2 separate regions of the Homo sapiens genome follow, and region 2 is linked to region 1. A link is a contact called in ENCODE Hi-C or POLR2A ChIA-PET data. All regions are on one chromosome and are shown on one strand. Each heading gives the region's core, a stretch centred on a gene start or an enhancer-like site at or near the end of the contact. The rest is flanking DNA. Distances are from core to core; before and after follow the strand shown.

Region 1 (3,165 bases), core at 97-2,596:
AATACAGCTTCAATAACAGACGGAACACATGAAGCTGAGAAACTCTCCATGCCAAGTAGTAGTTGTGTGTGCCCCAAAGCTCAGATAAGTACTTCTCCTTAGAGTTGGAAGGCACTTAAGTGACTTTTTAACGTAATTCAACTCCCCACCCCCAGCGCCAAGTCTTAATATCAGAGTTTTAGTCGACGGGACAGCCTCCTTCGCCCAGGACGGGTGAAGGCTCCTGACCATGCCTCGCAGCTAACTGGCAGCTGCGCCTGCCCGGCACCGAGCCCTGCCCAGGTGGACGCTTGCGAGAGCATTACGGCGATGGTTATGTAGGCTGCCGTTCTTCCCCTCCCAAGCACCTGCTCCGCATCTAGCAGTCGCTCGCCGCCAGTCTCCAACCCCGGGTCCCCTCCCTCGCCACACAGACCCCGTCCGGTCAGGCGCTGCAGGGCCACCGGAGAAAGCGCTCGCAATCACATGGAGGCCCGGGCCCGCCCCATTGGCTGCGGCCGGGCCAGTCGCGGCACTCGCCGGCTGCGGTTGGTCCCAGAGCTGCAGCGCCTGCACGGGCCCGGAGTCCATGTTACGCTTTGTCTAATTCCCCTCGTTACAGAGTCATGTGCTGCTGCTCCCGTCGCCGCTGCTGCCGCTGCCGCTGCCGCCGCCCGTGGTGCCCCGGCTCCTCCGCCGCGCTTCGAGGTGGCAGCCGCGGGCGGGGCCGCGGGAGCAGGGTCCAGGGTGCAGCGCGCCTTCGCCGCCCCGGCGCGTCCCGGTGCAGCCGCCGCCCGCCGCGGGTGATGCCGCCACCTCCGGCCTCAGCATAAGCCGTGGCTTGGCGGCCGAGCTGCACCCCAAGGTTGGTGCGCACCTCTCCCGGCAGGGGCCGGGGGCTGCGAGGGAAGGCGACGCGCAGGTGGAGCCGCGCCGAGCCGGAGCGCGCAACCCTGGCGCAGGCGCCGCGGCCCGAGCTGCGGTTGCGGCCGGGAACTCATTCGGGGACGTCCGGGGGTCGGGAGGAGGTGGCGGCGAGCGGAGTGGGCTCCCGTTTGCTGCCGCCAGGGCCTGGGAGATTGTTCCGCTTTCTGCAGTCTGAGCGTCGGCCGCTTCGGCCCCGGGCGGCCGGCCCTGCGGGAGGGGAGTGCGGCTTCCTGGCTCCTGAACCCCTCGCGCGCGCTCCCTTCTCTCACCTCCCTCCGCCCTATCGGAAAGGCGGGGAGAGCCGGTTTCGGCTCTGCTGGTTCCTCCCGGAGGTGGGTGTTTGGTGTCTGGCCTTGCTGGCCCGGCGTCCAAAGGTGAGCCCTTTAACTTCTCCAGAATCGCCTCCCCTCCGCTTCCTTCCTGTGCAGGGTGGGCTGCGCTGGGAGCCCGGCGGGCGGGGGCGGGGAGGTGAAGGCCCGCGCCCCGCCCCCCGCGCCTGTGGGAGGGAGCTGGGGGCCCGCAGGTGCACCCAGCCGTCCGCGGGCCGTCTCCGGGTTGGGTACCGGTATAATCCGCTTCTAGCTTGTTTGGAGGCGTGGGCTCTTGGGAGCGGGACTTCTGCTCAAATCCTGTCCAGGGGCTTGAAAAGGAGGAGAATTGGGGGTGGTTGCCGGGAGGACCAGCACCTCCAGTTACTGGAGGGTTGATAGGGGCCTTCTCCTTTCCGTCACCCTTTACTAGGGGGTATCCCTTGCAGATAAATGAGATTTTTTGATTTCTTAAAAAGCCAGCTGCAGTGAAGAAGAACTGCTGCAGGTCGAGGGGAAGAGAGGTAGGTCCTTGCTGGAGAGGGAGAGGTGGGCTGTGAGGTTCCAGGAGCACGCACTTGGGGTGTGTGTGGCCGAAAGTATGGAGGTAGGGTTGTGGGAAGGAAACAGCCGAGATGAGAGGGAGGGCGCACTCAGGATGTAGGCGGAGAGATGGGGAATAGGTACTGGGGAGTCCTAGCGGAATGTGGGGCCCAGCTGGAGCCGCTTGGCTTATATTTGGCTCCTCGTTGCCTCGCAGATTTCCTGCTCTTGGATCTTCAAAAATATTTTTTTGTTGGACAAAGAAAACTCTGAGGACATATTTTGGAAGAGCTGATTTCTGGAAACTTTCCTTGGCAGCTTTGATAGTAAAATTCCGTACAGGCAGCGTTTATTGAGCACCTATTACGTGGTTTGTACCGGACTTTGGAAGAGTCTGGACAGGCAGGGAATCCCCGTTTGCAGTAATGATGAGGGCTGTCTACCTTATAAACAAATAAGGGGCCCCTCCCAGTGCCAAGAATGAGAGTGATCAGACCTTCCTCGCCATAGCATCTGGGACCTCTGCTTCTTACAGACCTGTGGGAAGAACCCTGCACCATATCCTGTAAATGGGGTCCTCAGGCAGCATTTATTTTTGCAGTCCAAAAATAGTGACCAAACACCTACTGTCAGCTAGGCGAGAGTTGGGGTTCTTGCTTCATCTGTCTTGACACCAACTAACTAAATCCCTGTTAAAATCCAAGTGCAAGATGGGGAGGAATCTGAGATGAAAATTAGGTGGTTAAAACAGGGGTCACGAAAAGTTGATTTGGGGTGTTTGGTCTCTGTAGGTTACTTATGGAGCCCCCCATAAAATGATTAGGTAATCTATGGAGCCAGGGAAAAATTCCAAAATCTTGAATTGGCACAGTTTATTTATATATTTGAACACTATGTTAGATTTGTCTCGTTTTTATTGAGAGTGTATGTGTGCGTGTTGATTAAAACCTAACAGATTAGAAGGTTGGAGAGGAAACTGTCCTTAGATGACCCAGCCTTCCATTACCATGTGGAGTAGCATATGATGCAACACTTAAAGTATTGAGCCATATTCATATCATTTTCTCCCTGCTGTGTTTTCCAGCATTTAAAAAACATGGTCAAAACTTGGCCCTTTTTTTCTCAAAATCGCTAAAGTTTAATGGAAAGAAAAAAGAAAAAAACTAGGCCCCTTTTCCCTTAATTTTTATATTATGCAGCATTTTTAAAAATTAATTTTAGAAAATTCTGATGTGTTTGTCATGTCCAAATAGTTAAATTGTTTTGGTAGCTATAGTTTGGAAATTAGACTCGATTCTGTTCTCAGTACTGTAGACAAAATAGCTATTAAAGTCAAAAGTTTGTCAAAACTTTGTAATCATGATTATTATGTTGTTGAAGTGGTAGCTTGTAAGAGATTTCAGTTATT
Region 2 (2,928 bases), core at 324-2,823, 2.7 Mb after region 1:
CCCGAGGGTCCCGCTGCAGCTTGGACCCACGTTGGCTGGGAGCGGGACAGATGGGGGCGGGGTAACTGTCAGCGCCGGAGCTGGGTCTGGGCTGGCGCCACCAGAGACCAGGCGGACGCGGAGGCCGCCTCCCCACCCGGGCTGTAAGCCCACGCCTCTCTCGCACCCCGGCCCGCTTTGCTGGTTCCTGTGGGGAGCGACAGAGTTTGGAGGAGATAGGGGCCCCGGGGCCTGGGCCGAGCGCGTGGGAAGGCAACCCCGCGCTGCAGCTGGCGCGGGAGGTGGGGCGGCCCCTCCGCGCGCTCAGGCCTCTCCTCACCGTCCGGGCCCAGGAAGGAGGGAGCCGAGGGCGCTAAGGGGGCGTCCTCCCGAGCGCAGCTGCCGCCGCCTCCCCACCAGATGTTTCCTTCCCTGGTGGATTTGGCTCCCCTGCCGAACCACCAGACCGCCTGCTGCGCGCCCCCAGCTCCAGATTTCCAGTCACACTGCGCGGGTCGCGCCCTAACCCAGCTGCCGGAGCTCTCTGGGCTCCCGCACGGCGGTCCGCAGCAGGTGGGAAACCGCCCGCGCCCTCTGATCGCCCCCGCAGTGCCAGTGCTCTGCGAGTCCCCGCGGCCGCCCCCACCAGGGCAGGAGGCGCAGAACAGGCTCGGCGGACCTACCTGCGGAGTCACGGCGCGGGCACCGCGCTAGGAGAGTTTTCAAACGGAATCTTGCTTTCGGGAGAGACCGCTCTATCTCTCTGACTTAAAAAAAAAAAAAATTCTCCTTCCGAGCTCAGCCCCCAAAACCACAAGCTTCACTTCCTGAGCGTTACTGAGTCGCTCGCATAGCCCTCCCAGACCTGCTCCCAACCCCCGTCGGGCGGCCGGGCGCGCTCCTTTGCGCAAGTGGCCAGGCGGTGGGGGGCCTGGCCTTTCCAGCCCGTCCCGCGCGCCCCTTAGTAGTCCTCCCAGTTCTCTCCCTGTGGGTCGGCAGGGGATGGGGGAAATTGGAGGTCCGGACACTTAGGCACTAGAAATGACTTGAAAGAAAATGAACTATTCTTGGCTCCAGGGAGACTTCCGCAGCGAGAGAAGCCACAGATTGAGGACACAGATTGACTGGCGAGAGAGGGGTGGGGGGCGCCCCGCTCCGAGGACCCTCCCCGCCCCTCAGGCCTCGGTCACCCGCCCCCCCCACCCCCGACCCCGCCGCCTCCTAGGGCTGCACCACCCCCGGGTCGGGACCGTGAATCACCGGCCCGCGGTGCCGCCGGCCTGGAGCCCGGCGAGTGGCCACGGCGTCCGCAGAGCGAAACCTGCCCCGCAGGCCCCGAAATAGCTTGTTGTGGAAACACTTGGGGATAAATACGCCCAACGAGGCTGAAAATACCTTGACACCCAATCCGAGAGGTTTGCTCATTTCCCTTCGGATTTAGGTAATGGTTAAATTTGGAAGAGGTGGGCGAGCGCCGAGCCCCCGGCGGAGAGGGCCCTGGCGGCGCGTCCCGCGGGCGCCCGGCGGGACCGGTGGGCGCACCCTCCCTGCGCGGAGCTCGCCGGCTCTCGACCGGGTCCGCTCAGCCTTCGACTAATTTCCGGTGGTCGGAGCTGCAAAATTAAAGGCCGCGCGGGGGCAGCGCCGGCGGCTGCTAGGCTGACTCCGCCCTGCCGGGGCAAGCCAGGGAGAGCGGGACCTCGCACGCGGGCTCTGCCACCGCCTGAGGTCATACCCAGGCACTGGGTGTTGGCGGGAGCAGTAAAGCGCCATAAAAGCACCACTTGGATGACTATTGCAAAGTAAGCCTTCTTCGCTCGGATTCTATGTTTCATGAGGGTAGGCACTGGATCTTCATCTTTATGTCCTAGGCGGGCTCTTAACAAAAGGCTGTGGACTGAGTAAATGAATGAGTGGGGTTAATTAACTAATTAATTATATTAATAGAACAGGGGGAAAAAACTTAAAACCTAACTCATAGATACATGAACAAATGCAGCAACCTCCAACGCTAGACTGTATGCCATGACCCATAGTGTGTGGCCTGCTGTGTATACTCAAAGCCTACACCCTTTGCTCATTGGAGTGGATGGATGTTGTAGTCATGTTACTTTTCAAAATGAATTGACTTGGATTTTGATCACAACTTCGTGCACAATAGGCCTCCAATGTCAGACATGCACAAGGAGAAGAGAGTGGTGCTCCCCAGTTCTTGCAAAATAACTACCATGTTCTAGGTTAATCTTAAATTGTTATGGGGGGGGAAGCCCTTAAAGCTCTTTTTCTAGAAACAGTTTTTAAATTATTCTTATTTTGCACTGTAAATTTAAAATTTTGCAGGGAATATTTGGTTAGTATAGCAGTGCTTCGAGCATGTATTAATAAATTATACGTTTTGTTAAGCAATGACCTGTGCCCCTATTGTATGCCAGGCGCTGGGCAAATCTTGTCTGCCTAGCTGTCCTCCTTCATTTGCTCAACACATCCCTTCTTTATATATAAATGCAGAGGCAAGCAATTTTGGTCAGAAAGGAAAATTAAGGACATTTTGTTAATATTTTATTTCTTGTGTGCTTTGTCCTGGCCTAAGGTATAAAAATCTCACAGTAGTGCAAAAACAAATCTTTCCCTTATTCCCTTCTCTCCTACTCGATAGCAGAAAAAAACAAATTTTTAGAATAAAATTATAAATGGGACAAAATAAAATTTCTTATCAACCAAGTTCTAGAGAAATGGTTGGACTATTTCCTTTGCATATTAGCAAGTTCAAAGTCAAAATTTCTCGAAAAGGTGCTGTGACTATTTTATAGTTTAGTTGAGTGTTGCTGTTTGAAGTCTCAGAAAACTTGAGGGAGCCCATGAAGGGGGCAGATAAGCACCTTGAGCAGTGAGCAGTATCACCTTAGAATAAATCCCTTTCATTCAGATTTAGTCTAGTCATTTTGCTTT

The links. A loop is a pair of places that touch in the nucleus more often than their neighbours do. ChIA-PET counts read pairs that join two places held with the same protein, here RNA polymerase II (POLR2A). Pooled maps may share reads with other maps.
Region 2: a loop to region 1 is called in a pooled map, with 4 times the contacts of the local background. The contact joins the promoter of GFI1 here to the promoter of LRRC8D-DT in region 1. A Hi-C loop is called at or near these places in 1 of 37 single-sample maps with no recorded cell type and 1 of 50 pooled maps. POLR2A ChIA-PET finds 5 or more read pairs at or near these places in 1 of 52 experiments (activated T-cell).

What each region holds. Positions count from the first base shown.
Region 1 is chr1:89,820,448-89,823,612 of GRCh38, forward strand. LRRC8D-DT (LRRC8D divergent transcript) reads right to left here and starts at 1,347. Exons shown (of 1, transcript NR_185885.1): 1 at 1-1,347. It overlaps LRRC8D (leucine rich repeat containing 8 VRAC subunit D), which reads left to right and starts at 585. Exons shown (of 3, transcript NM_001134479.2): 1 at 585-844. RefSeq lists silencers at 114-173, 614-963, 1,064-1,163, 1,254-1,463, 1,335-1,554.
Region 2 is chr1:92,485,352-92,488,279 of GRCh38, forward strand. GFI1 (growth factor independent 1 transcriptional repressor) reads right to left here and starts at 1,574. Exons shown (of 7, transcript NM_005263.5): 1 at 1,375-1,574. RefSeq lists silencers at 151-330, 531-580, 1,201-1,310, 1,401-1,610 and enhancers at 158-758, 681-830, 1,731-1,780.